Regions from separate parts of the Homo sapiens genome. Here region 1 is linked to region 2. Evidence: chromatin loops called from intact Hi-C (ENCODE). Cell type or tissue: Caco-2. All regions are shown on one strand. Links, peaks and the distances in the headings refer to the core of each region. The heading gives the core; the rest is flanking DNA. Region 1 overlaps LINC02278 (long intergenic non-protein coding RNA 2278). Region 2 overlaps KLF3-AS1 (KLF3 antisense RNA 1).

What was found. Peaks named below come from ENCODE experiments on the same cell type or tissue, not always from the same donor. Only the 100,000 strongest peaks of a DNase experiment are listed, where the experiment ranks them.
Region 1: a loop joins it to region 2, with 13 times the contacts of the local background. A loop is called at or near these places in 6 of 110 quality-filtered maps.

Annotation. Positions count from the first base shown.
Region 1 is chr4:38,564,769-38,580,256 of GRCh38, forward strand. It overlaps LINC02278 (long intergenic non-protein coding RNA 2278), which reads left to right. Exons shown (of 3, transcript NR_146991.1): 2 at 4,319-4,484; 3 at 5,684-9,192. Among named protein-coding and RNA genes, the nearest start is that of LINC02278, 8.5 kb to the left of the region's middle. In Caco-2, for the core only: no CTCF peak of the experiment used is centred there; a DNase peak (open chromatin) is centred at 6,073.
Region 2 is chr4:38,612,112-38,627,599 of GRCh38, forward strand. KLF3-AS1 (KLF3 antisense RNA 1) reads right to left here. Exons shown (of 16, transcript NR_171644.1): 5 at 13,491-13,651; 6 at 12,311-12,468; 7 at 2,514-2,597; 8 at 1,073-1,148. Among named protein-coding and RNA genes, the nearest start is that of KLF3, 44 kb to the right of the region's middle. RefSeq lists enhancers at 10,017-10,869, 12,465-12,634. In Caco-2, for the core only: no CTCF peak of the experiment used is centred there; a DNase peak (open chromatin) is centred at 9,310.

The DNA of each region.
Region 1 (15,488 bases), core at 4,845-7,344, 50 kb before region 2:
TGAGCCCCTCCGCCCGGCCCCCTTTTCTACTTCACCTATTAGAAATGAAGCTGATGCTTACTCCCGTGCCATTGAGACAATGTGCGTTTGTGACTCTGTAGCATAGCAAAGTAGATATTTGGTAATTATCTGGATAATTTGATTGCGATAGGGAAATAGTTCCAATCACTTAGGTCCTAGAGTTTATCTGTGAGTCTAAAGAACATGAAATCTCCCCCCACATTGCTTATAATTTCCTCTGAGTTCTATAAATACATAGGATGCTTTTACAGCAAATTTCCCTCCCTAATTATGTTTTACATAATCTAATACATTCATATTAGTTTGCCTCCTCTAAGCATATAGCAGCCAAAAGATACCTTGGCTGGAAGGCTAGAGAGGGAAACTGACCACAGTGCATCATCAGTGTAGAGTTAACAGCTGACAATAATAATATAGATTCAGCACTGACAAAAGAAAGGAAATAGTGCAACATTTGGTTTGAAAAGTGTGTGTGTGTGTGCGCGCGCGTGCGTGTGTCTGTGTGTGTTCCAGTGTTCCATTTGGGTCAGACCCTTAGCATGACTTTAGAATGCAGGCGTTTAAGGTGAGGGATTGTAATAATAACCCACTTCAGGAGTGTGGACATTAGCCAATAGACATGCACCTCTGGCTTCCCGCCAAGACCTGAGGTGGAGCCCAGGCCTGGGCTTGTCCACAAGGTTCATGTCTTCAGCAGATACAGTCTTGCTGCAAAGTTGTACTGCACTAACAATGAGACTCACTGGAAAAATAAATAAAATGCTTTAAATGTTTAAATGCATTTCCAAGTATTCATCTTCCAAATATTTAGACCCTGAGCCAATTTGGGCCAAGAGCCCAAGCTTCCTGTACATGCAGGATGGTTCCAGCAATCTCCTGAAGATCAGCAAATATGTAACAACTTAAAATATCATCCTCTCAGAGCCAAAAGAATAATTCCCTAGGTATTGCTCCAGGAAATCAACTTGCTGTCTCTGTCCGAAGTCCTCCTTCATAATGTCTGTAGGAACACATTAGTTTTAGTAACTTTAGTAACTTCTTACAAAGGCCTCCATGAGACCATGGTCTGTGTCCGCTGTGAGACTCCAATATAAACAGGAGTGGGAAAGGAGATTTGAGAGTAGAGACGTGTAGGATGAAAAGGGAAAAGGGAAGAGAGAGAGGTGCAGAAAGAACAAACAGCCTATTGAGGATATTGGTAGCCATAGAAGGTTTTGATGCCTGCACCAAGTCTCGAAGGGTAAGTCTGAGTAAACCAAGGTTGTTTGGTTTTGTTTTGTTTTGTTTGCTTTTTTACCAGAGGGGAGGGGTGTTGGAAAACGACTTCCTTTTGCATTTAAATTTCTCTAAATTCAGTAGTCAGGTAATTTATTCTCCTTTTTCCAGCCATATCCATACTAAAACATTTTATTTTCCTTTTTCTTTCTAAGCCACCACAGCAAAAAGAAAAAAAAATCATAGCACTGCCAAGGAATTTATCTACTTCTAAAGTTCAGCAATCATATCTTTATCTAGGAAGCTCCACAAAATAAAATAAATACTTTCCATGTAGATTTTGATTCTAGGGTACCTGTATTAGTGTTTTGTTCAGTCTTCCTCGTGGACTAAGTAGAACAGTGAAGTTGAATCTTACATGCACTCAACTTTTGTAAGTTCAATTATATACGAGACAGAGAGAGAGAGAGAGAGAATGAATGTTGGTCTTAAAAAGCATGTGCCCCAGAGTGAACATGAGAAATGAATCTATTGTGCCTGAACTGACTGCATGCTCATAGATAACTCACCATGCAGTCTCTTGCTTAAAATACACATTTCTCATATACATGACCCCAAAATTCAAGCAAACTGCTTCACTGATACTCAAACAAGAAAACAGCCCTGCTTTCCAATGATGGAGGGAAAACTGGCTGAGAGACAGTGTGCCAGTCTCTGACATGACACCTCCCTAAGAGAGTTGCATGAGTAGTTTTGATAACCTGTGATTTTCATCTTGGGGCTGACTTTAGAACCTGACCCTCTCATCAGCCACATCTCTGCTGAATTAACCCCCCTTGGCAAATGCAAAAGTAAAAAGAAGTGGGATCATTTTTCCAATATCTCTGAATTTGTGCCAAGACTAGAAACTTTGCTTTCTCAAACTCCATGGCCAACCACAAAGCACATTGCAATCTCTTTAGCCTTTTCACCAATTTGGAGTACAAAAATGGTCCACAGACAAAAGCCACAAGAGACAGGGAGCCATTTGTTCTTTTATTCACCAAATATTTGTGGAGTGCTAATGATGTAACAGGCACAGGATTTAGTAGGGAGCTACTGCTGAATGAAAAGAGTCAAAAGCCCTACTTTTGACTTGGCAATTATCAAGCTAGCTTGGTAACCTACTGTTGACTTGGCAATTACCAAGCTTGTTAGCTTGCTGTGTGACATTGGAAGAATTACTCGACCTCCCTGAGTTTCCTTTGCCTACTTCACCAAAAAACGTGAAACAATACGGCACATAAGTCCTAAGGTTTCTCTCAGTTATATATTATGTGAAATTGGCTTAGAAATATTTTTTAAAACTTGAGAGAAATATAACAAACTTCCTTATAGCAACGTTTGTCTATTACTAACAAGCACTTTGCCCCGGTAGCCTTTTTTCTCAGCTTTGCTCCCCAATGTTACGGTCAATTTCACCACCTATCTCTCTTCCACATGCATCGACATTAGCTGCTCCCCGTCTCCCACTCCTGGAGCTTCCAGTAGACACATAAACGAAATGAAGGGGTTTCTTCCTAGGTTTTGTTCCCTGTCATAGTTGCTGTTGTTCAAGCCCTACCAGAGTGATTCAGGCTTCAGTGTTTTGATTAAAAGTAGTGATAGCCATGTTGTGGACAAAAGATATGGAAATAGATCTCTTGTATGATTAATCATACTTTCGGTTGTGTAAATGTTTCATTTTCAATGACTACATCATCGGTAATATGACTTTTGTGTTATATCATCAGGCATGTGGACCTGTTCACACTTAGTTATTGAATTTGGCATAATAATGGCTTAAGCACCAATTGTCTTTATCCCATCTAACTGAAGGAGTAATAATAGCAAACATTTGGTTACTCTGGGGGGAAAAGTTCTATAAAATGCTTAAATGTTTGTGATACTATATCAAGGAATGTTAGCCAAATATTACTTTCTGCAATACCCACTTCTTAGTTGTTCTATTCAATCAATAAATGAATATTGGAAGAAGGCCTACTCAATCAAGAGTTGTGCTTAATTCACCCCACCGAGCATTCAGGAGAAGACCAAGTAGAAGTGTACAATTTCCTGAAATAAGAGGAGATATGGTGGCAAGCCAGGGATGCCTCAATTTGAGTGCCACTTTTGTAGGTAGCTAGATGTTTGATCCCCAAGTAGCTACTCTGTCATTTTGAGCTTTACATTCTCCACAAGGACTTTAATAACCCCTGCTTCATCTTCTTCACAAAAATTTTGTGAGGATAAATTGATGATGTAAAAAAAAGAGGAAGAAGTATCACATGTACATAATGCTTACTTGCCAAGCATTTCATATATATTCACTTATTTAATTCTCATAACAACCCTGTTTTATAAGAGACCAGTCATTGAGAGGTTAAGCGGTTTGTTAATAAAAGGTGGAGTTGGCATTCAAATTGAGAAAGCATTCATACTTTTATCCCCTATATGATAATAAATTATACAGAGGTAGCTACTAAAATATATTTAATGCATAGAAGGGAAGAAACAAACTTTTTTCACCCTCTCCCACTTTTAACGGAAATGTGGAGGTGGGAGAAGATAAATATCTGCAATAGTTTTAATGCACACTACATGATTAAGATGACTTTGCTGGGTTAATAACAATATGTTTCACATTCTGTAGTTTTTCTCACAAAGTTATAATGCTTTTGATCTATCAGGTTTAAAAATATCATGCATTTATGCAACAATTCCTTATTTTCCTCCTGAATTTGCATGCTAATGAATTAAAATATTTTTTTAATATCACGACACTACGAATTGCTGGACTCAAGGGAATCTAGTATCTCTCGCATTCTGCCTGCTTCTATAAAGCAGGCTGAAACTTGAAAATCAAAGACACCAGCAACCTTCCAGCAAACAAAGGCAGTCATTATGTTTTCTGCACTTAGGAGCTTTTACTCTGCCAGGCAGATACAGAGAGCACTCATCTCTTTCCAACTCCCAAATCTCTTGACTTCCTCTTTCTCCTTCTCTCTGGCCAGGGCCTTTTGAGAGAGATGGCCAATAAGCCCCTTGTTTCAAATCTTTGCAGGAACAAGTAGATGCTACTCTCAGTGTCCACTAAACCATAAGTCCTTTGAGGATACAGGAAGACATCCACCAATCTCAAGATCAAAATGTGATAAGAGGAAGTCTGCAAGCAAAGAAGATGTTACCCACCACCACCTCTTACAGAAATGGCAGAATCTCTGGGAATAGTAAGCAGTTTATTCTATTCTTGCATGTTATATATACTAACCAAAGGTTCAGGAAAAATACTCTCCACTTAGTTTTACCTTTTAAAATATTCCTATTGTACAACAAAGTACACTATCAAGAATTGGGTATTGGCCAGGTGCGGTGGCTCACGCCTGTAATCCCAACACTTTGGGAGGCCGAGGTGGGCAGATCACTAGAGGTCAGGAGTTCAAAACCAGCCTGGCCAACATGGTGAAACCCCGTCTCTACTAAATATAAAAAAAAAAAATTAGCCGGGTGTGGTGGTGGGCACCTGTAATCCCAGCTACTTGGGAGGCTAGGGCAGGAGAATCACTTGAACCTGGGAAGTGGAGGTTGCAATGAGCCAAGATCGTGCCATTGCACTCTAGCCTGAGCAACAGAGTGAGACTCTGTCTCAAAAAAAAAAAAAAAAGAATAGGGTATTATAATACATATTCTCTCTGAACCTCATAATAGCCTCATTCTATTCTACACTTGAGAAGGATCCAGTGATAGGATTTGAACCCAGGTTCAACAGATTCCAAAGCTGCCCTTTCCTTAACAACATACTGTCCCTGCATGGATTCCAGGGATCAGAAAATAGTCACGTATGATCATATTTCTTTTTTTATTCTATGTTCTAAAATATGTATAATTGTACATTATCAGGAAAATAACAAAAAGATCTAAAGAGAATAGGAGGAAAGTTATCTGAATTGTTCAGGTTTTAATCACTAAAAGCAACACATCCACACCAAACACATTAAAAAAAAATCTCCTTTGAGTTTACAACTCTTGTGATGTTTCCCCAGCCTTGACTGCTAGGAAGAAGCAATTGCATAAGCCCAGAAAGGGCTACCAATAGACAACCAAATCAACATAGAAGGTAAACTTGCAAATAAAATGGTTTAAGATGGGATTGACTGCCGGAAAATCAGAGCAGCCATCTCTTTTTAACATGTCAGTACATGTCCCAAACAGTGTCCTCCAACCTATAATTTGCTTGTATAGTCCAGTCAAGAAGGACTGACTGCCCAAGGGCGTGGAACTGTGTCTTCTCTCTTGCCAACCCCTTTCTTCCTCCCACTAACAATCCAGCAGATTTCAGTCTCAAAGACAGGAGTTTAGACTTGATAGCTCTACACTGACCCTATCCCATCCCAACAAACCTAATGTTTGTATCTTCACTTCTCTGCAGATGGTTTTCACAAAGAAAGCATTCCTAATCACTCAGGGGGAACTAGGTCACCACCACAAATTGTCCTCCAGTTAAAAGCATGAACTCTTCTGGACACGAATTCTCTTCTGAGTGTGAGGATGCCATGACTGTGATACAGGGTAAAGTGGGATGGAGTGCTTAATCCCCAAGAAAGTCCATCAGGAATAGGAGAAGGCCAGTTTAAGAGCATTTAATGTTGTCCAACAAGTCCAACTGAAATCGGGAGTGGTTAATCCTCATAAATATAATATCTATCATTAGTTATTCAGGAAATATGGGAAGTCAGTACCAAGTCAGATGGTCCAAAACACGCAAGTCAATTAAGCAGCCTGAAAGAGGTGACACGAGGCATGAGTGATGCCCAAAGAAGGTGACACGCCCAGTGTAGCTGGTTACAAAGCAAGCCTCCTGATAGCTGGATGTGTTTTGAAATACTTGTAAAGTCCTTGGTAAGCATCTCCTATTCTTGTGATAAATAAACACTACCAAGGAAAAAGTACTAAACCACTCAACTGAAGTTTGAATTGATAAAGAATGGTAATGTGCACAATACTGAATGACCTTGGAGCCTCTTTGATCTGTGCGTTTCTATATTCAGCTCAAGGTCCCATTGAAACCAAGGAGTTTATGTTTGGGCCAATAAATAGAGCTAATAAAAGTTCACCCTTGGACTGGGACTCTTTGAATGGCTGGAACATGGGTCATTTATGGTGTTTGATGACTGTGAATGCCAACAAAACTACTACTGAGTATATATGGCTTCTTTTACACCCTAGATGAGAAAAGCCTGCCTGTAGCATGTAGGAGAGTAAAAAAGAGAATAAGCAACCTGATGCCACATATTGAAATTTCATTTGACAAATATGCATTGAATATCTACTATGTGGCAGACAGCCTTCAAGCAGGAGGGATACACAGATGAACCAAATGTAGGCCCTGCCTGTGAGACTCCAGACTGGACAGAATGCACTTAAGTCCACATAGCAGTAATACACGTCGGACTGTGAGGATGGCTGAGCAGAAGGAAGAGCAAGGAATTCTCTATGGGAAGACTCTGGAAGGCTTTAACAAGGATGTGCTCTTTAGCTGAACCTTAAAGCATGAGTGAAAAAAAAGAGCAGAAAAAGGTGGTGTTTTGAGCAGAGAACAGACACTGAGCAAGAAGCAGAAGAGCAGAGGAGCCGAGAAAGCTGGACAGAGTTCTAGAAATGTGGCATGGAAGGAATGAAAGGTCTGAGGAGGGAAAGGAGGTCAGGACCAACTACGAATGGTCTGGAATGACTTGCTACACGTGGATTTGACTTTATTTGTAGGCCGGGGGGTTGTAGAGGTTTTATATTTTTATACATTTATTTTTTAATTTTCATATTTCAACAGAGCTTGTTTCAAGTAATTCTTATGTAAAACATGAATGTATACAACAAAAACAAGCGGGTGATGTTTCATTAGTACAAACGTGCTTTTATAATCTTAACTTTATTAAGCTTGCTTATTCTTAAGTTAACCAATGAGAACAATTCTAATCGTCTGCACATGAGTCAAGATTTTGCACTCTGTGCAAGTGACTGAAAACTCAATTCAAACTAACTCAGGAAAAAAAAAAGTGGGGGAAGGGAGGAAGAAGATTTATTACCCATATAAATCCAGGAGGGGTTCTGGGATTCAGGAATCAGTTGATTGTGGGGCTGAAAGAATATTATCAAAGCTTCAGCTGATTTCTCAGCTCCATGTCCCCTCTATAGTAGCTGCTTCATTCTCAACATGAGCATCCTTGGTAGTCCCCAGGAACGCTGGGCTTAGAATCACCTTTACAAGCGGCAATCTTCCTTTCCTACCAAAGCCCACCACAGTCCCAGAACTAAGCCTCAGCGACCTGGCCCGCCTCACATGTCCATCCCTGAACCTGTGGCCAACACAATGGTGTATCCCAAATGAGCATGGTGGGTCCTGCATACATCCAGGTCTCGAAGGAAAATCGAGCTGCTGTCACCGGAAGGAGGATGCACAGGAAAAAAAAAACACAGTTTATTCTATTTTGACCAATGTGAAAATTTTAAATTTAGGATAAGGGATTGCAGGTTTATACCAGTTTTAACACTCACTTTGTTTCTGTATTTTATTTGCACAGTATTGAGAAAATTCTGATTCATTACTGGTAACTGTTTTTTAAATAGCATACCTGTTTAAATTACACCTGGAACATTCAAAATAGTCTTAAATTAAACTTGTGCCAAAGTGTAAGTAGGTTGAAAGTCTGAGCAATGGGAAGTTTTATTTCAAAGTTTAATTCTACAAACAATCTCCTCTGTTAATTTAAGTGTTCACTGGGAAGATGTTTCTCAAATGTATCTATAATATCTAACAAGAAATTCAACAATGTTACTTATTTTTTAAACTTAGTATCTCAGTAACTATTGCTCAAAGCTTGAGTGTGATAAAATTAATGTTTTGCTCTTTGAGTCATAAAGTTAGGTTTCAACTTAATTGCTGGCATGCTATCAGCAAATGTAAGCATGGTGATATTGCAACTTCACATTGCCAAACTGAACTCATTCAGTTTCTTGAAAAACATCAGCAAGTTTATGCAACTCTGTTATATCAGAGAACTATTTGCTAAGTCTCATTTGGGATACAATATTTAGTGATTTCTTGTCTCATTTGAAAGAGTAATAACAACACCTTGCCTCAAGACAGTTGGTAAGTGTACTTTCCCAGGAGAAAGTACACTGTGGAACCCACAACCCAATACATTCCCAAAAACTATAAAAAGGCTGAAATTGGAATCTCCTGTCTCATTAAACTGACAATGTAAAGGAAATCGCTAATCACTGTTTTTGCTTTTGTTTTTTGAGACGGAGTCTCGCTCTGTAGCCCAGGCTGGAGTGCAGTGGCGCAATCTCGCTCACTTGCAAGCTCCGCCTCCCGGGTTCACGCCATTCTCCTGCCTCAGCCTCCCCAGCAGCTGGGACTATAGGCGCACACCACCACGCCCGGCTAATTTTTTGTATTTTTAGTAGAGATGGGGTTTCACCGTGTTAGCCAGGACCGTCTCCATCTCCTGACTTTGTGATCCTCCCGACTCGGCCTCCCAAAGTGTTGGGATTACAGGCGTGAGCCACCGCGCCCAGCCTAATCACTGTTTTAAGAGATGCTCATGTCACCTTAATAGCAAGTGCTTTTCTGTGCAACTTGCCATGTCTTATTCAAAATCACATTTCACCAAGAAAATTCCTCAGCACTTTGCACCACTTCATCCCATTCTGCATAGCCTTATTTTCCTAATTGGGCTAACATGACTCTTTTCTTAGCCTGAGAGCCCTGCAAGGGCTGGAACTCTCTTATTATGTGCTTTCTCTCCATTGAGCTTACTAATGTATACTCAGAGCTTAGACTGTAAATGTTTGGTGAATAAATTATGTATGTATGTATGTATGTATGTATATTTAATGTGTTTTATTTACAAAAAAAATTAAAGGAAAATTTTCACCAAGCCATTGTTTCAAATAAAATTCTTTTTTTTTAATTTTTTTTTTTATTTTGAGACAATCTCACTCTGTCACCCAGGCTGGAGTGCAGTAGCGCAATCTTGGCTCACTGCCACCTCCGCCTCCTGGGTTCAAGCGATTCTCGTGCCTCAGCCACCCAAGTAGCTGGGATCACAGGCATGTGCCACCATGCCCAGCTAATTCTTGTATTTTTAGTAGAGACGGGGTTTCACCATGTTGACTAGGCTGGTCTTGAACTCTTGGCCTCCCAAAGTGCTGAGATTACAGACATGAGCCACCACACCCAGCCTCAAATAAAATTCTTGAGATTAAGAGTTTTTACACCCCTTATAAATAGCACACAAAACAAGAAACCAAAAACTTATCTCCTCTACAGAAATGTTTTGCAATGGCTATTTTGACCCCAGGACCATTTACATTCCTCATTCATTCATCAAACAGTTAGGAAGCACCTACTACATGCTATTAAACTGTCCCCATTGCTGAGGATATCTTCTGAAAGACATTAAATACAGTTTTTGACCTCAAGGAGTCTAGTCAGGGAGAATCATAGAACTCAAATCATCATCATGCCACCTGATGTGTGCCATAAGAGAGATACGAATATTACGTGGTGTTGATTAGGCTCTTTCGGGTTGCCAGGAAAAGAGACGTGCTCTGGTGACTTGCATTAATGTGGTTCATTATGAGGAAGTAGGGAAGAACAGGAAGCAGTTTTAGCAGCTGCCTGGCGGGTCTGGCAGAGCCAGGAATGTCATTCAGGACATAGTATACCTCCAGCCACCTGTTCTTCTTGACATTGCTTCAACGGCAAGCATCTGTTGCTCCTTCTCTAGTGCTCTGCCAGTGTGATGACTCAGCCACGCTCTGCCCTGCTTTCTCTGCTCGTGCTGCTAAATCCTCTCTGCATTCCTTTTCTCTCCTCCATGGCTCCCGCTTAGTTGTGGCTCCTACTGCCGTGTGGATATGGCTTGCAGACTCCTCTCAGGACGTCTGCCTTTTTCGGCCCAACTTTTTGGCTTAGTCCTCTGATAAGTCTCAAATTCAAAATGTGTGAAAGAGGCTTTGTTTGACTGGCCACTCATCATCCAGGGTACAGTGACCTCGCTGGGTGGAGCTCTGGCATCAGCCGCTGGCCACTGGACTCTCCATGGATGGCTGCCTTTGGGTCGGGCATCAGTTCTCAGTTCAGTGCACCATAGCCAGGGAAGCAGGGTCCTGGCAGAAATCACATCCACCCACGCAGAGAGCACTGTCTGCAGCAGCTCTCATCCCAAGAGTGGTGTGGCAGAGGCTGGCACTCATGCCAGCGCTGACTTTCCTCCAGCATGATGTCCCAATGTATTGATTGCCATCCTAACTTTGACTGTGTCAACCATTCAGCTTTGCTACAAATCATGTCAGAGCTATGACAGATATTTGAAAACACATTTTTAGAGCTATTTAAAATAACCAAAAGTTCACTTTGGGAGGCCAAGACAGGCAGATCACCTGAGGTCAGGAGTTGGAGACCAGCCTGGTCAACATGGTGAAATCCCATCTCTACTAAAAATACAAGAATTAGTCGGGCATGTTGGCAGGCACCTGTAATCCCAGCTACTTGGGTGGTTGAGGTACGAGATTCGCATGAACCTGAGAGGCAGAGGTTGCAGTTGGCTGAGATTGCACCACTGCACTCCAGTCTGAGTGACAGAGTGAGTGACTCTGTCTCAAAAAATAAAATAAAATAACCAAAAATTAAAAACAACTTGAATACCAGAGGAAAAGAAAATACTTGAATAAATTTTAATATATTTGTAAGGAATATCATACAACTGTTCAAAAATATGACTTGGAGAACATCGTGACAAGGGAAAATGCCCACTGATATACTGTTCAATAAAAGTCAGTGTATGCAAGTTATATAGTATCATTACTGAATTAATTATACACATTCACATATAGAATATAGAGAGAATAAACTGGAAAGATAAGCTGACAGTGACTGTTGATGGTGGGATGATGTGTGAGTTTTATGTTCTTTCTTATGCATTCATTGTATTTATTAACCTTTCAAAAGCTAAAAAAAAAAAGTAGTTCTCAATTATAAGATATAGAAAGCAGTATATAAGACCACATTATTTCAGTAGGCAAAGCCCATAAATTGGTTTGACAAAAAGTACAAGATATCTCGGATCCCATTTCCAGTAAAGAAGCAACATTTCCTTTCTTATTCATGACTATATTAGCAAAGAAAACAAAGATGACAATGAAATCAAAAGCATGACAGAGTAACAGGATGCACAGTGCCTACTCATGAACCCTGGGCTGTAGCTCTTAGGAGGATGTCTGGGTTGTCAAAGTACAATTCTATTTGGTGGATGGAACATGGGAGATGGCCTTCGGAAAACTATAATCCAACAGGAAAAAATGGAAATAACAGAAGATAATACAAAGGAGTATGGGAGCCCAGAAGACATGGTTAACTCTGCCTGTGAGAGGGAGGGGAAAATTTAGAAGGTTACCAACCTTTGAGCTGAGGCTTAAGTGATATTTATTGAATTTTCAAGGGAGTCCCGCAAAAAGGGGCACTTTTCTTCCATACTTGAATTATCAGCTGATTGAGAAATAAGATCAGAGAATAGAGCAGATGGGAGACCAAACTATCACATTTACTTGATAAAGTTGATATCGAAGAAGACTTTATAGCTTCAGGTAAGGTAAGTGGGTTTCCAATTCTGAACTCAGAAATAGACAGATTTATCCATCCAGTATTGCTAGGCCACAGCAAGCTTTATAATGGAGGGCAAGGCCCTTGGAAAACCTACACAGCAGAATCAGAGGAGAACACGTGTTCTCAACAGGCAGACTTACTCCAAGAAGAAAAGGAGAGGAAGAAGCTGAAATGCACACGCCTAATGTGGTGGGCTGAGTGTGCCCCACACACCCACACATACTATGCGTTTATATAGAGAAAGACATACATACACATATAGAAAGAGTCTGTAAATGTGAGCTCATTTAGAAAAAGGATCTTTGCAGATGTAATTAAGTTAAGGACCTTGAGATGAGATCATCCTGGATTAGAGTGGGCCCTAAATCAAATGGCAGGTGTTCTTAGAAGATAAGAGCAGAAGACAGACAGGAGAAAGCCTTGTGAAGATGAAGGCAGAAATTGGTGTGATGCATCTACAGGTTAAGAAACCTGGATTCAAACCAAAGATTTCAGAAACCCAGCACCCAAAACCAGGAGAGAGGCAGGGAATGAATTCTTCCTTAGAGCCTACAAAAGAAACCAACCCAGTCCACACATTGATTTTGGACTTCTGGCCTCCGGCACTGCAAGAAAATCCATTTCTGTTGCTTTAAGTTACCCAGTTTCTGGTAATTTGTTACAGTAGCCATATACTCAGTTTCTCCTAAACTCAGCAGGCTGTGAGTGGAGAGAGGAGGGGAAGGACAGATTATTCCCCAAGTGGAGCTTCCTCCACCTAGAAAATACTATGAGTGGGGAAGACACATCTCATTCAAAAATAATAATAAAAGCCAGTAACATTTTTCAAGTGCTTGCTAGACCAGCCACAGTTTTGAGTGGTTTTATAAAGACTACACCAGGGACTATGTAGAAGAAGGGAATTCTAGGCCAAGGGGAAAAGCTCTGTGGGGTTTCCCCATCCCACACACTTCCTCATCTATTCCTATGCAACTTCCACCCATTTCATGGACATTTATTTGGTCAAGGACAAAATACTTCCCACACACTTCCTCATCTATTCCTACACAACTTCCACCAAGGACATTTACTTGGACATTTACTGTGATTTACAGCTTTGAATCTTCAGGTATCCTACATCCTCTGATAACAAAAATACAGGCAGTGTTTGTTTAATTATAAAATTTTTATAAATATCATATAAGGCTTATGAAAAACATGGGCGTATTAGTCAGTGTTCTGCAGAGAAACAGAACCAACAGGATGTATATAAATAAATAAACAAACACACATACACACAGAGAAAGAGAGCGATTAAAAGCTTAAAATAAGGAGTGGACTCACCTGATTGTGGGGGCTGGCAAGTTCGAAATCTGCAAGGCAGGCCAGCAGCCTGGAAACCTAGGGAAAAGTTGATGTTGCAATCTTGAGTTCAGAAAAAATCTGGGGGTAGAATTTCTTCTTCCTCAGGGGACCTCAGTCTTTTTTCTTAAGGCCCTCAACTGACTAAAGGAGATTCATTCACATTATGGAGAGGAATCTGGTTTCCTCCAGGTCTATTTATTTAAATATCAGTCGCATGTAAAAAACACTTTCACAGCAACATTTCGGCTAGTGTTTGACCAAACTAATGTTATCATAGCCTAGCCAGGTTGACACATAAAATTAACTATTAAAATGGACTTTTTTATCTTTTATTCATTTTTTACATTGTGGTAAAATACACATGAAATAAAATGTATCATCTTAACCATTTTTAAGTATCCAGTTCTATGGCATTGAGTGCATTCACATGGTGCAACCATCACCGCCATTCATCTCCAGAACTTTTTTCATCTTGCAAACTGAGATTCTGTACCCATTACACAATAGATCCCCATGTTCCTCTCTTCCAGCCCCTGGAAACCACCATTGTCCTTTCTGTCTCTGTGAATTTCACTACTCTAAGTACCTCATATGAGTGGGATCACACAGTGTTTGTCTTTTTGTGACTGGCTTATTATACCTACCGTAATGTCTTCAAGGTTCATCCATGTTGTAGCATATGACAGGATTTCTTTCTTTTTTAAGGCTGAATAATATTCCATTGTATGTATAGACCACATTTTGTTTCTCTGTTCATCTGTCACTGGACATTTTGGTTGCTCCCACCTTTTGGCTATTGTGAACAATGTTGCTATGAGTATTGGTGTATAAGTCTCTGTTCAAATCCCTGTTGTTAATTATTTTTTGTGTGTATGTCCAGAAGTGGAATTGCTGGCTCATATAGTAATTCTATGTTTAATTTTTTACTGTTTTACTATGTTATAGTCAGCATTTTAAAATTTGTATCAGGGCCGGACATGGTGGCTCATGCCTGTAATCCTAGCACTTTGGGAGGCTGAGGAGGGTGAATCACCTGAGGTCTGAGGTTCAAGACCAGCCTGGCCAACATGGTGAAACCCTGTCTCTACTAAAAATACAAAAAATTGGCCAGGCATGGTGGCAGGCATCTGTAACCCCAGCTACTCAGGAGGCTGAGGCAGGAGAATCACTTGAACCCAGGAGGCAGAGGTTGCAGTGAGCCAAGATGGCGCCATTGAACTCCAGCCTGGGCAACAAGAGTGAAACTCCGTCTCAAAACAAAATAAACAAAACAAAACAAAACTTGTATCAGAAGACAGGACAAACAGTTGCCTAAGAAAGCCAATATATACATTAGTACTCAGATTGCAGCCACACATCCAAAGGTGGGCAAAAACACTCAAAGACCAATCAAAATACATTATGGATACTGCAGGTTGACTATCCAGCCTCCACTCTACCCTTCTTCTTTCCTAAGAGAACCCTAGTTTTATTCATATAATCTCCTCTTTCCTACAGAGTCATGTTCCTTGGGGTAAACAAACACTAGCTTTAGGAATGGGTCTGATTGATCTGAGGAGAATTCCATTGCCCTTGTCAGCAGTTAAGACATGCTTAGGCACATAACCTCATTTTGGCCAAGAAAATTAAAGAGAATTCTGGAGTGAGACTCCTGGAAAATTATTCTTCATTCTTAAGAAAGCACCATAGGAAGAGGCCCTCCTATTCTCCCTTTGGCATTGCCATTCCTGCATGTAACTCCTGGAACTGGCATAGCCAGGCTGCCACTAACATGAAGATGAAGCCCACATCAATGGTGGAACAGTGGAGAGATGGAAAGTATCCAGGTTCTTGATGTTAACATCACTGAACTGCCTAATGGACTCAGTTGGGAGCCCGCCCTACACACTTTGATCTACTTGATGACAAAACAAATTGACAACAAGTTTTGGCCTTCCGTGAAAAATCAATCTGCTTATTAATATGAAAAAAATAAAAACAAAGAAAAAGGATAAAGGTGAAAAAAAAGTATAAATTGCTCACAATCCCACTGTGTTAGTGAGAGTTCTTGGTGGCAAGCAACAGAAACCAACTCTGATTCACTTAGGCAGAAACATACTGGATCGGATGGATTATCAAGGAACTGACAAAACCAAAGGCAGGAGAACCAGGAGTCTTTCCCATGAGAACCAGATCTAAGCTTATCCCAGTGTTCACGCTACCATTGGAATCAGCAACACTG
Region 2 (15,488 bases), core at 7,755-10,254:
CTCCCGGGTTCAAGCGATTCTCCTGCCTCAGCCTCCTGAGTAGCTGGGATCACAGGTGCCTGCCACCATGCCTGGCTATTTTTTTTTTTTTTTAAGTAGAGACAGGATTTCACCATCTTGGCCAGGCTGGTCTCAAACTCCTGACCTAGTGATCCACCTGCCTTGGCCTCCCAAAGTGCTGGGATTACAGGCGTGAGCCACCACACCCGCCTCTGAGCTAGGTATTATTATTCCTGTTTTACAGATGACACTGAAGCTCAGAGAAACCAGGTAACTTACCCAAGATCACACAGCTAGTGAATGGCAAAGACAAGATTCAAATCTTTATATTTGAAATTTTTCCTCCCCATGTTTAGAGAGAACCCTTGTACATCACTGGGTATCCCAGAGCATATGATGAGAATCTTGGTACTATTTAAACCCTTGTTAAAATGACATGGTTTGTAGTCAGCTTTTACTATTCATTAGATAATAATTTCTGGGGAGATATTTATATATTGTATTTTTTATGTGTCCAATTTTAACCTTAGAATTTATCATTGAATTTGCAATACTTTTAAAATATCTGCTCTAATATAAAGACATTTTTACATTTTCCTTTTTTTTTATGGCATAGTTCTAGAATTGAAAGTGAAAAATTCTGTTTCAGCATGTTCTCTGCACCTCCAAATTTTCTTGGCTATTACCAGTAGTTCCTTATACGCAAACATATGAGAAATCTCTGAAGAGCAAATTCAGTTTCGAAAAACAGCTAATGATATCGAAGAAAAGTAGGCACTGGTGGATACTTTCTAGAAGACAGTATTAATACAGCAATACTTTAGGAATAATGATGAATCTGTTTAAAGGCAAAACATCACTAACCTAATCAGATCACTTAGAGAAATAAGTGATTTTCTCTGTCTTATCCTGAGATCATATAGCCATTTAACCTATCTTCAAACAAACAAAAATTTTTAAACATTTTCTATCCTTTAAGAAAATCTTCTTTGCTTGGCTAAATGACAATGTTCAAGAAATGCCTGCCACAGAAGCATAAAAAATCCTTGGCAACATTCCAGAAGAAATTCACCCTGCATAATGTGTTCCAGCAAACGCTCAATAGCTTTCTGGTGAACCTGCTGGCTCAGTGTACACTTGAACAGGATCTAGAGAGAACAAAAGAAAAACTGATAGACATTTTCCTTTTTGTCAGTCTGGTGAAGTAGCCCTCAGCTCATTTTAGCAAACTTCCCCAGCTTGGAAAAATGAGCATGTGTATGGCTAACTTACGAACCCTGCCCTGGAGTCTGGTGCACACGCTGTTGTACTACTTTTGATTCCCTGAAATTCAAGTATAATTATGTTGTTTGTCTTTTCATCCAATAAAATGTGCATTAGCATTTGGTTCACTTTGGAGTGTATTTGTTGAGATGAATCTATTCTTTCAAATGACAAGTTAGTGCTTTCATAATGAGAACACTTTATATAAAACTCTTAATATTAAAAAGAGGTAGACTGGAGGGACAGACTTCTTTAAAACATCTCAAAAGTGTGTTCGTAATTGGCTGAAGCTATTAATTCTCTACATATTTATGCAAAAATGTCGCCAAGTACAGAAATAAAGACTTTAAAACGAGATCCATTTCCCTTCTATAAAGTGAAATAGATGCATACTTTTAATATTTATGTCCCTTTGCAACTTTTTCTCAGGATGAACATTTCCTGCTCCAAAAATAAAATGGTTGGACATTTTACAGGTCTATTAAACTGTAGTGATACATTTGGCCCAAATTCTCTCCTTGGACATGGTGGGAGGGAGAGTTGGGTGGAGCGGGCACAGTGTGTGTATTAAAAGCCTGTTTGACCTTAAATGCCCTGAATTGAGGGCGGGGAGGATGGTTAGGAAGGTAAAAATTTTTTCCATTCATTGTTGTAGAACAGCACATAGTTCTGAAATAAACCCATTTTGCAGGAGAGAAATTCTAGATCCAACTGTCAGGCCTAGGAGAGAATTTACACCCTGGGGAAAGAGCTGAAGGCACTAGAACATGCCTCTATCACCCTCCCATCACCAGTCAGCCAGCCTGTTTTATACAAGGCCTTTTTCTGATTCCTTGGGGCCAGCAGCAGGGCCACTTGGAGGAGTGAGCGGGCCGACCATTGGCTCAAGGTTTAAAATGTAGTCTTTGGATGGTCTCATACAGACACGCCAACAAGAGTCAAGGGGAAGGATTCATCACACAACTTTAACAGCTAAATATAAACATTAAAAATATACTGTGCCTGTGCTGGCTGTAACATTCTTTTGGCTTTCTTCATTTTTTACTATGCTGGAAACTTCAAAAAATGGAAAGACCCAGCTCTCTGGACCTCTGACTACCAGGAAGTCATGTGGTCTATTAGAAGAAGGCAGGATATTTACAAAATCCTCAACTGCTTTCTGCAGAAGAAAACTGGGCTTCCAGACTCCTAGTCACCAGAGTAAAACACCAAATACAAAACCAACACAAAACATGTCAAACTAAGGATACCTTCGACTGGCTCCTTCATCCTGGTCTCCTCTCTCTCTCCAAAGGTTAACCATGATCATGAATTCAATGTGTTTTCTTCCAGAGCTTTAAAAGGAAACACAGACACACATACTAAAAATAATATTATGTGTGGGTTTATAAAACATATTTTGTATAATGGTGTACATATCCTAAAAGTTGCTTTAGTCACTAAATAATTTTTGAGACCTATCCATGTAACTACACATAGATTTAGTTGATTACTTCTGAATGCTGAATAATATTCCACCATTTGAAACCACCACTTTCATCTAGCCATTCCTCCTATGGATGGACATTGGATATTTGTCTGTTGATGATCTGATGTATTCTTCTGACTTCCCCTTCTCTGATTGTACCGGATTACTCCTTAGTTGTTTCATGTAAGTGAGATCTGTCTCCCAGACCAGAAGGTAAACTTCCAGACCTCCATGTCCAACATGCATTACAGAATAATTTTTTGAATGAATGAACTTTGTGTTTTTGACTGCCTCGTAGACTAATAGTAGCTTTGGATTCAACAGAGGCTCAGCAAATTCTATTTATTTATTTATCTTTTTCCCTTTTTAAAAGAGAAGTTTTGACCGGGCGCGGTGGCTCATGCCTGTAATTCCAACACTTTGGGAGGCCAAGGCAGGCAGATCACCTGAAGTGAGGAGTTCGAGACCAGCCTGACCAACATGGAGAAACCTCGTCACTACTAAAAATATAAAACTAGCTGGGCGTGGTGGCACATGCCTGTAATCCCAGCTGGTTGGGAGGCTGAGGCAGGAGAATTGTTTGAATCCGAGAGGTGGAGGTTGCAGTGAGCCAAGATCGCGCCATTGCACTCCAGCCTGGACAACAAGAGTGAACCTCCGTCTCAAAAAAAAAAAAAAAAAAAAAGGAGAGAAGTTTTGTATTTTTAAATCAGGTTCATCTAAAATCCACTTCCTTTCCCAGTCTAGATTTATGATAGTCAACATCTCCTTAAGATGTTCCACATCCTGACACTAGGGATATAATAAAGGTTGTGCCTTTTATTATTATTATTATTTTTTCATTTGAGACAGCATCTCACTCTGTCACCCAGGCTGGAGTGCAGTGGCCCAATCTCAGCTCACTGCAACCTCCACTTTTGGGTTCAAGCGATTCTCCTGCCTCAGCCTCCCAAGTTGCTGGGACTTCAGGTGCGTGCCACCACACCCAGCTAATTTTTGTATTTTTAGTAGAGACGGGGTTTCACCATGTTGATCAGGCTGGTCTCGAACTCCTGACCTCGAGGGATCCACCTGTCTTGGTCTCCCAAAGTGCTGGGATTACAGGCGTGAGCTATTGCGCCCAGCCCTGGTTGTGCCTTTTAAAGATGAGTGTGTGTGTGTGTGTGTGTGTGCATGAGAGAGAGAGGAGGAGGAGGAGGAAAAAGGAGCAGGAAGAGAGTGAATGGAGCCAAAACCACATTAGGGTGTGGCCCTGGGGCCCCTGCTGGCCTTTAGGCAAAGCCAGACACAAAGGACTTATTCTCTTTGCAAATGAAACCTGGAAAACAAGCACTTTTCCTTCTTTTTTTTTTAATCTCTTCCTGCCACTTTTACTTTACACTTTTAGGTTGTTGGTGTCAAAATCAATTTTCTTTCTTTTTTTTTTTTTTTTCGGGATGGAGTCTCTCTCTGTTATCAGGCTGGAGTGCAGTGGCGCAATCTCGGCTCACTGCAACCTCTGCCTCCCAGGTTCAAGCAATTCTCCTGCCTCAGCCTCCTGAGTAGCTGGGACTACAGGCACATGCCACCATGCCCGGCTAATTTTTGTGTTTTTTTTAGTAGAGACGGAGTTTCACCACGTTGGCCAGGATGGTCTCGAGCTCTTGACCTTGTGATCCACCCATCTTGGCCTCCCAAAGTGCTGGGATTACAGACGTGACCACTGCGCCCGGCCAATCCATTTTCATTTATTTCCCTGGAAACTTTACTCTCTGACACTTTAGGCTTCCTGTAAAACAGCAAAAGTGCCCTTTCTAGGGACAAAGGGAAACACGCAAAGTCTCCACATCCACTCACCAGTGATCCTCCAGACCATTCAACCAGACCCTGGGTTATGTTATAAAGAGCTATCTGAAACCGTGAAAACCTTGCCAAAGAGATTTAACCATTACGTTGTGTGTTAGAGGGAGCAGAATATGTGAAAGTTGTATGAAAGCTGCAGAAGTAGATGGGTACTTAGGGACATCCCTGTGCCTGTGTTATTCCATCTTTCCATCTTGTGACATCATTTTTATTCTTCCCTAGTCTGGGACACTCTCAGCAGCAGTTCTTGGCTTTTTTGTGTGTCGTTGTTGTTGTTGTTTTGAGTCTTATCCCTTTTCTCTGGCCGGCATTCTTCCAAAATACAAATATGCTCATATACAAGCAATTCTGCAAAGAATTTCGAGGACATGAAACATCTCCTAAGAGAGAGCCCAGGTAAAGAAGATCTAAACTAAGGTAGGAGTCCAGATATTTGCAGAAACAATAAACTTGACGGGTGTAATAAACATTGATAGTAGCTGCAAAATAAAGCCAAACTTCATATTTGAGTATTGGAAAAAAGAACTGCTTATCCTGGGTTGGTCTTTTCAGATACATTCGTCTCTATATGGATAACAAAAGTAACCATATGTGATATCGTTTGGACATTTGTTCCCTTCAAATTTCATGTTGAAATCTGATCCCCAGTGTTTGGAGGTGGGGCCTGGTGGGAGGTGTTTGGGTCATGGGGCCCAAACATGAATCTTGGCTTGGTGCCTTTCTCTTGGTAATGAATGACTTCTCCCTCTATTAGTTCCCTCCAGATCTGATTGTTAAAAAACAGTCTGGCAACTCCCTTCTCTCTCTCCTGCTCCTCCTCTTGCCATGTGATCTGCGCACTCCAGCTCCTCTTCACCTTCTTCCATGAGTGGAAGCTTCCTAAAGCCCTCATGAGAGCAGATACAGGTGCCATGCTTCTGATACAGCCTACAGAACCATGAGCCAAATAAACCTCTCTCTTTCTCTCTCTGTCTCTGTCTCTCTGTCTCTCTCTCTCTCTCTCTCTCTATATATATATATATACATTACCCAGCCTCAGATATTGAGTAGCAATGCAAAATGGACTGAGACAATATGTCATCAATATACCATCTTTTTTCAAAAAAAAAAAACACAAAAAAAACAGTCTCACTGTCACCCAGGCTGGAGTGCAGTGGCACAATCATAGCTCATTGCAGCCTCAAACTTCTCGGCTCAAGTGATCCTCTTGCCTCTGCCTCCTGAGGAGCTGAGAGGATACAGGTGCATGCACATCAGCTAATTTTTTTTTTTTTTTGAGACAGGGGTCTCACTATGTTGCCCAACTTGGTCTCCAACTCCTGGGCTCTAGCGGTCCCCCCATCTCAGCCTCCTAAAGTGCTGGGATTACAGGCATGAGCCACCATGCCTGGCCTATCACCATCATTGAATACAAAAAATGACTGTATCCAGGAGATAAATCATGGACAAGGCACAAAACTGATAATGAGATTTTCTCATCAAAATATTGACACTATTACAAGTGTATACATGGGTAATAAATGAATAAATTATCTTGCCCATCAGAGCCCCTCAACTGAATTTTTTTTTTTTTTTTTGGAGACAGAGTCTCAATCTGTCACCCAGGTTGGATTGCAATGGCGCAATCTTGGCTCACTGCAACCTCTGCCTCCCAGGTTCAAGCGATTCTCCTGCCTCAGCCTCCCAAGTAGCTGGGATTACAGGCACCCACCATCATGCCTGGCTAATTTTTGTATTTTTATAGAGATGGGGTTTCACCATGTTGGCCAGGCTGATCTCGAACTCCTGACCTCAGGTGATCCACCCACCTTGGCCTACCAAAGTGCTAGGATTATAGGCGTGAGCCACCGTGCCCAGACCCTCATCTGAATTTTTAAAATCACATCCTTTGCATCATTTATTTCAGTAGCTGCTCTACCCTCAAAGTCATTCTCAGCCTTGCTTTAACTTCAAAGAATTCTGCATATGTCATCTTCCTTAGATCGCATCTATTTCAAACCCTTAGCTAGTCCAAAAACCATGTAGCCACAAGTAATCATAAGATTACTGTCATCCTAGTAACTTTTGCCATTTTCAGAATGACTGCTATGTGCCAGCTAGGCTTGTAGCACCTCAAATGTATTATGAACATGTACTAAATCTTTACAACAGTGCTGCTCTGTAGATAGCAGTATTTCCATTTTAAAGAGAGAATCCCAGCCAAGTGCTGTGTCTCATACCTATAATCCCAGCACTCTGGGAGGCCGAGGAGGACGGACCACTTGAGGTCAGGAGTTCAATACCAGCCTGGCCAACATGGCAAAAACCCATCTCTACTAAAAATACAAAAAAGTAGCCGGGCATGGTGGCGCGTGCCTGAAATCCCAGCTACTGGGGAGGCTGAAACATGAGAGTCACTTCAACCCAGGAGGCAGAGGTTGCAGTGAGCCCAGATCGCACCACTGCACTCCAGCCTGGGCGACAAAGCGAGACTCTGTCTCAAAAATAAATAAATAAATAAGAGACAGAGAATCCCAAGGCTCAGACAGAAGTAATTTTCTAGGGGTTATGGAGCAAGGAACTGGCAGAACTGGGTTCAACCTTAATTTCATTTGACTGCAAACTCTCCCTCTTAGTCCTGATGGTTGGTACCAGGGTGCCATTTTTCCAGATGAATCTTAAAATTACAGAATTCTCAATTTATATGTGTTCTTAACCTTCTTTGGCTCAATGAATATTCGAACAGAAAAGGATCTTGGAGGCAATTTTGCCTGACTCTCACACTTTACAGATGAGGAAACTGAGACTTGGCTGCGGTAGGTTACTGCTCCAGTTATGGCCTTCCCTTTTCTGGTTCTGAGGAGGCAGGACCCACTTCCTTTGGGAGGTGATTTCACGCTTCTGCTAGCATAGCTTTAAGTGCACCAAAAGTCTTTATGCAGACCTTTGAGGACCTTCCAAAAGGAGCATAAAAAGTCCAGAACATGTCAATGACCCAAGCAAAGGAGACCCATACTCAGATGGCATCTACTGCAAAGGGAATAGAGCAAGTTTATTCAATCCACAGCCCTCAGCCTGCATGTGGCCCAGGAAAGCTTTGAATGTGGCCCAATACAACTTCATCAACTTTCTTAAAACATTATGAGATTTTTTTTGCGATTTTTTTTTTTAGCTCATCAGCTATTTTAGTGATAGTGTATTTTATGTGTAGCCCAATACAATTCTTCTTCTTCCAATGTGGCCTAGGGAAGCCAAAATGTTGGACATCCCTGGAATAGAGCAATCCAAGATGTGTCCCACCCCACTCCCCACAGGGCAAGCCAAGGATGTTGGCTGATCCACAAAGCTGGTACAACAACAAAACAAGACATGCAAAATTCCAGCAAAGGAGATCCAAGAAACCAGCACCTGCATCCCAGAGCAACTTCTAAGGACAGCAATGACATGCAGCCCAATTAAGCAGGAAATTTCAAAGCCCTCCACTTTAGGTCCATAGCAGCTGGAATGAGGAAGAAAAGGACAAATCAGTGCTCAATAGCTTGCCCTTAGATTTGTTATCGAGCTAGAATAACAAGCAGTTGTCATATTTCAAGTGTGTTTTAAAAGTCCTGAATCAGATAACTATCATGCCTTGCATTGTTCTTGAAAATGCAAAAATAGAAAAAGGAAGAAATTATCTAAGAGCAATAAACCAAGGAAACAGAGACCAGGCAGGGGTGGGGCTGCAGATCATCACTACTGATGCTTATGAACATTTACTACATGACAATAGTTACTACATGACAGAGTTAGACACAGTTCCAATCTCTCTGTCCAAGAGAAAGAAAGAATAAGAGAATAAAAAATGTAGCTATTTAAAAGAATGTAACGAATTAATAACAATAGAATAAGAGAATAATGTAACTAATGAAAGAATGTCACATTTGTATTTTCTAAAGAAGGCAGTTTAGGGTGACCCTAATGTTTTTCAACATTAATTTTTTTACTTTATTATGTTGTTAGGGAACATCAAAAACACAAAGTACTGTACTAAATATATCACATGTCATAAAGACAGTACACATTGGGTGGGTCAATGACTGAGGCTTGCCTGAATTAGCTTTAATTGATTCACTTAACATCTCCAAGCTTTTCCGGGCTGTTTTGTAAGTAAGTATGATTATATACAAGGTGATACATAAATATTTAACATAAGCATATGTATATATCTATACATACACATGCATATGTATATATCTATATGTATACATGCATATCTATGTACACACACATATGTGTATGTATGTATATGCATGTGTGTGTATGTTTTTATATGTAATATATTGAGACCATTTGACATACCCAGGTACTGAGCCTACCATCCCACTGAATAAGTTAATTTACTGGGCTCTCAGAGTATGAATCCTTAGCCTTCTCAGAGCACATGCACTGTTTGCTCAATCTGAAAACACGTAATTATTTAACTTGCCTTCTAAAGTAACACCACACCCTGGATATGATGCAAGACCCAGCATTACAAGATAAGCTCTGTCTCAAGTTTCTGCTCGTTATAGTGCCTGAAGTATTTACTCATATGCTCAGGGACTGAAGCAGAAGTAAACAGTCAGGCCAGTATTATAGGGACACCTGTGTTACAAAATTGACTTTCTTATATTGTGAAAGCAATGAATGAAGTTCAGCAGGCCTCCTGTAAGGATGCCGATTCAGCCCACATCACCTTGGTCAAACAGGACTTCAGCCTTATTGCCGCCCTCCCTAACGCACCCAGGTCAGTCTACTTTCCTCAGGTATCTGATCCAAGCTACAAGTCATGGGTCTCCGCTGCAGCACCTCACCTCCTGTTTATCTTCTGTTTGCACCCGTCTTCGGGGAAGTTAACCTTGCTTTCTGTCAATGTGTGCTGCCCCTGGATCTCCAAAGAGGTTTCTGCATGGTGTGTTTAACAGGACTGGACTCTATCTTTACAATTCTACAAAATCAGGCCAGGCGCAGTGGCTCATGCCTGTAAACACCTAACACTTTGAGAGGCCAAGTCAGGCGGATCACCTGAGGTCAGAAGTTTGAGACCAGCCTGGCCAACATGGTGAAACCCCGTCTCTACTTAAAAATATAAACATTAGCCAGTTGCAGTGGCGGGCACCTGTAGTCCCAGCTCCTCAGGAGGCTAAGGCAGGAGAATCGCTTGAACCCAGGAAGTGGAGGTTGCAGTGAGCCGAGATCATGCCACTGGACTCCACCCTGGGCGACAGAGCAAGACTCCATCTCAAAAAAAAAAAAAAAATTCTACAAAATCACTTCGTTTATGACTCCCTCTCTAATTAAACAGAACACGGTGTCCTGGAACAGAGACTCAGGTACAAGTTTACATTTCTATTAGGCTTGATGCCTCATATCTTCCCCACAACAGGAGTACTGAGATTTGATATAGCTGAGTGATTAAGAGCAAGAACTTGGAGAACTAGTTAGCCAGGGTTTGAATCCCGGACCACCACACACTAACTGTGCCTCACTTTCCTTACCTTTATTTTTATTTATTTATTTATTTATTGAGACAGAGTCTTACTCTATCACCCAGGCTGGAGCGCAGTGGTGCAATCTTGGCTCACTGCAACCTCCACCTCCTGAGAATTGAGGCAATTCTCCTGCCTCAGCCTCCCAAGTAGCTGGAACCACAGGCACGTGCCACCACACCCGGCTAATTTTTCTATTTTTAGTAGACATAGGGTTTCACCATATTGGTCAGGCTGGTCTCAAACTCCTGACCTCAGGTGATCCATCCAGCTTGGCCTCCCAAAGTGCTGGGATTATAGGCATGAGTCACCACACCCAGCCTATTTATTTTTTCTTTGAAACAAGTTCTTGCTCTGTTGGCCAGGCTGGTGTGCAGTGGCCTCAGCACAGCTCACTGCAGCCTTGATCTCCTAGGCTCAAGTGATCCTCCCACTTCAGCCTCCCAAGTAGCTGGGATTACAGGCATGTACCACCACACCTGGCTAATTTTTTGTGGTTTTTGTAAAGACACAGTTTTGCCATGTTGGCCAGGCTGCTGGAACTCCTGGACTCAAACAATCCACCCACCTGGCTTTCAGAAGTGCTTGGATTAAGGCGTGAGCTACCACACCCAGCCTTCCTTACCTTTAAGATAGATAGATAGGTAGGTAGCTAGGTAGATAGATGGAAGGATGGATGGATGGATGGATAGATAGATAGGTAGATAGACACAGAGATAGATACATACATAGACAGATAGACAGACAGATAGACGGATGGATGATAGTTAACCAAAGTGCTCAGACTAGTGCCTGGTATGCAATAAATGCTACCTAAGTGCAAGCATAACAAATATGATGATAATGGTACTTCCTATCTGCCTTGGTGTTCAGGAGAGGATGAGGAGGGACGGGGCCACCCCCGTGGTAAGCAAGTGAGGGCATCCCTGAAGTGGCTGCAGCTGTGCTGCACTGTTCCGTTGTCTCCATGGAGGGCCTGACTTGGTGTGACCAGCTCTGCACATTTTCAAGAGAAAGCAAAATCCAAATTTCTGGATTTTAAATTGTTGGTTTACATTTTTAAAAATTAGTGTTTGAGCCAAAGAAAGCATGTCTAGAAGCAGATTTTTTCCCTTAAGTCACCATTTTGTGACCTCAGACACATATGAATCTATAATGTGTGGGTTTCCATTTTTCTTTGCTTATCATCCATACTTCTTTCTCAGCTGAACACCCCAGGGGCAAGAGAAAGCACACAGAAGGCACTCAATGAAACCCAGCTGAACAATGACCTGGTTTGTTAATAAACAAACACCAGTGGGCTTTTCTGCAAGAAAACAATGAGTAACAGTGTCAGCTACATTTAGGAACTTTTTTTTTTTTTTTTTTTTTGGTTGGAGTCTGAGTCTCACTGTCACCCAGGCTGGAGTGCAGTGGCTCAATCCCGGCTCACTGCAACCTCCACCTCTTGGGTTCAAGTGATTCTCCTGCCTCAGCCTCCCGAGTAGCTGGGATTACAGGCATGCAACACCACGCCCAGCTAATTTTGTGTATTTAGTAGAGATGGGGTTTCACCATGTTAGCCAGGCTGATCTCAAACTCCCGGCCTCTGGTGATCCGCCTGCCTCGGCCTCTCAAAGTGCTGGGATTACAGGCATGAGCCACTGCGCCCGGCCTAGGACCTTCTCTTAAAGTGCATCTTTAGGTCAAAAAACCAGGCCCTGGGAGCACACATCTGAACAAGATGCAGCCCCTGATTCTGAGGAACTTACAGACTTGTGGGGGACACAAAAGTGCAGACAACTGGCTGGGCGCAGTGGCTCATGCCTGTAATCCCAGTGCTTTGGGAGGCCAAGGAGGGCAGATCACGGGGTCAGGAGTTCGAGACCAGCCTGACCAACATGGTGAAACCCCGTCCCTACTAAAAATACAGAAATTAGCTGGGCGTGGTGGCGCACACCTGTAATCCCAGCTACTCGAGAGGCTGAGGCAGGAGAATCACTTGAACCTGGGAGGCAGAGGTTGCAGTGAGCCGAGATCGTGCCACTGCACTCCAGCCTGGGCAACAAAGCGAGACTCCATCTCAAAAAAAAAAAAAAAAAAAGCGCAGACAATTGCAATGTTTACAAAACACATTGGCATACATTATGTCATTTCACATCATGAGAACCCACTGCAGTAGGTACCGCATGTGATTTTATACCCAATAGAAGAGAAACTGAGGCACAGAGAGGCTAAGTAACTTGTCCAAGGAGGCTAAGTAACTTACCCCACTAGTAAGAGGAGTTGTAACAAGAACCAGTTCTGCATACTCCAAGCCCAGGGCTCTTTCTGTTGCATTCTAATGCTCCAGCATAATGTGCATATTTTCCGGTGCCTGTGATACTAGCAACATCAGACTCATTAACATGGCCGATATCCTGTGAGCTGAAAGAAGGCACTGATAGCATCATGGAATGCAGCCCTTAAACACACCTGAGAATAGTTAGGAAAATTTTTTTCTTCTCATGGATTACAATTTCCCTTCTACCAAAAAGAATTTGAGGCCACTTGCAACAACATGTAATGCTGTTTTTAAACAGTTAAAAGAACAGGTGATGAGGGGAAACGGAGATGAAATCGCTGCTTCAGGAAATCAAAGTTAAGAAGAGGCAGCACGAGTGGGCACAGATCGTAGCTCTGAGCCTCCTGAATGACAAGACAAACTGGGAAGTGACAAAGTTCTTGTTGTCTATAAAAGGAGGCATACTAATTTTAAGTTTAGCATATATTATCACCGTTTGTTCTCTAATTTCTAAAGCACATAGCAAAAATCCCTATTTTGGAAAACATTGATTAAAAAGTAGAGCATTTGGCCAGGCGCAGTGGCTCACGCCTATAATCCCAGCACTTTGGGAGGCTGAGGCAGTGGATCACTTGAGGTCAGGAGTTCAAGACCAGCCTGGCCAACATGGTGAAACTCTTGTCTCTACTAAAAATACAAAATCAGCAGGGCAAGGTGGAGTATGCCTGTAATCCCTGTTACTCTGGAGGCTGAGGCAGGAAAACCGCTTGAATCCAGGAGGTAGAGGTTGCAGTGAGCCGAGATTGTGCCACTGCACTCCAGCCTGGGCAACAGAGTGAGACTCCGTCTAAAAAAAAAAAAAAAAAAAAGCAAATATATATACATATATATATATATATATATATATATATATATATATAGAGAGAGAGAGAGAGAGAGAGAGAGAGTATTTTATTAAAAAATTGATGTTATATTTTTAAAGTCTATAGTTGATCAGAAGATTTTGTAAATTTATCAAGAACATACTCCCTAGCCCATGGTCACCAATATTAATAGTCTGGTACATCCTGCAAAGGAAAATGGGACAACTGTCATCCAATTTAGAAGGATTGTATAGGAAAATTTTAGAACTGTAATTTTGGGGAAAGGATAAGCAAAGTGTCACCTTTGTGCACACACTTCTTCAAATTCTTAACTGGATGAATGATAGCTGCAGGAGCACTTCAAACACAGGATGACACACAGCAGCTCTGAGCACATTTCCTCCACGCACTCATTCAGCCAGTAGATTCTGAGGGCTCACAGAGCAGGCATTCACACACGGTCCTTAAAGGGTGGAAACAGCAGTGAACAAAAACCTGTGCCTTCACCATGCTCTCCCATGATAAAACACAGTACGTTGCACAAATTAAAGATGGTTGTTCTCATCCAAATCAGTTTTCCTAAAAAGGCAACTGTGTTTAGGACAGCCCTGTGTTACTGCAGACGTTGAGACAGATCCTTGGCTTTTGCCACAGCACTACCTAGAGCATAGGAATAGCTAGAGAAAAAGGAGGAGCAAACCTCAATCCATAAACAAGGCTGAGGCCTAGATCCCACCCTTCTGAGATCACTATGGATGGAGGGTGGGCCTACCTTCTGCTGCAGAAGCAGCCAAGTACCTCTTTCAGTCTGATGGTGTAGTTCTCTTCTAGAAATGGCTTTAAGAAGTAGCAAGAAGAAGAAAGCAAGCTACAACAGCCACAGAAGCTGTTAGCCAGATTAAAAAAAAAAAAGGAAGAGGGGAAAGACAGGTTTTTAAAACCCATACAGGCATTCATTCAACAAATATTTATGAAATCTTCACTGTATATACAAAAGGCCCTGGGGAAATAGTGGGAGAGAGGGAAAGACATGGTTCTGCCCTAGTGTCTCTTCCAATCTAGAGAATCAGATGTAGAACAAGTAATCAATTCTTTTTTTTTTTTTTTTGAAACAGAGTCTCACTCTGCCGCCCAGGCCGAAGCACCGTGGTGCAATCTCGGCTTACCGCAACCTTCGCCTCCCGGGTTCAAGTGATTCTCCCACCTCAGTCTCTCAAGCAGCTGGGATTACAGGCACCCGCCACCATGCCTGGCAAATTTTTGTATTCTTAGTAGAGATGGGGTTTTGCCATGTTGGCCAGGCTGGTCTCGAATTCCTGACCTCAGGTGATCCACCCCCCTTGGCCTCCCGAAGTGCTGGGATTACAGGCGTGAGCTACCGTGCCCAGCCTAATTCTTTATTTAAAAGTAGGATAGCTACTAGTGAGAGGTGACAGCGTGCTGGCAGTCCTCAGAGCCCTCACTCGCTCTCGGTGCCTCCTCTGCCTGGGCTCCCACTTTGGCGGCACTTGAGGAGCCCTTCAGCCCACCGCTGCACTGTGGGAGCCCCTTTCTGGGCTTGCCAAGGCCGGAGCCGGCTCCCTCAGCTTGCAGGGAGGTGTGGAGGGAGAGGTGCGAGCAGGAACCGGGGCTGCACGCGACGCTTGCAGGCCAGCTGGAGTTCTGGGTGGGTGTGAGCTTGGCGGCCCGCACTCGGAGCAGCCGGCAGGCCCTGCCGGCCCCAGGCAATGAGGGGCTTAGCACCCGAGCCAGTGGCTGTGGAGGGTGTACTGGGTCCCCCAGCAGTGCTGACCCACCGGCGCTGCGCTCGATTTCTCCCGGGGCCCTAGCTGCCTTCCCAAGGGGCAGGGCTCGGGACCTGCAGCCCGCCATGCCTGAGCCTCCCACCCCCTCCGTGGGCACCTGTGCCGCAGGAGCCTCCCCAGCAAGCGCCGCCTCCTGCTCCACAGCGCCCAGTCCCATCGACCACCCAAGGGCTGAGGAGTGCGGGCGCACCGCGAGGGACTGGCAGGCAGCTCCACCTGCAGGGGCAGTGCGGGATCCACTGGGTGAAGCCAGCTGGGCTCCTGAGTCTGGTGCGGACGTGGAGAACCTTTGTGTCTAGCTCAGGGATTGTAAATACACCAATCGGCACTCTGTCTCTAGCTCAAGGTTTGTAAACACACCAATCAACACCCTGTGTCTAGCTCAGGGTTTGTGAATGCACCAATAGACACTCTGTATCTAGCTAATCTAGTGGGGACCTGGAGAACCTTTGTATCTGGCTCAGTGATTGTAAACGCACCAATCAGCGCCCTGTC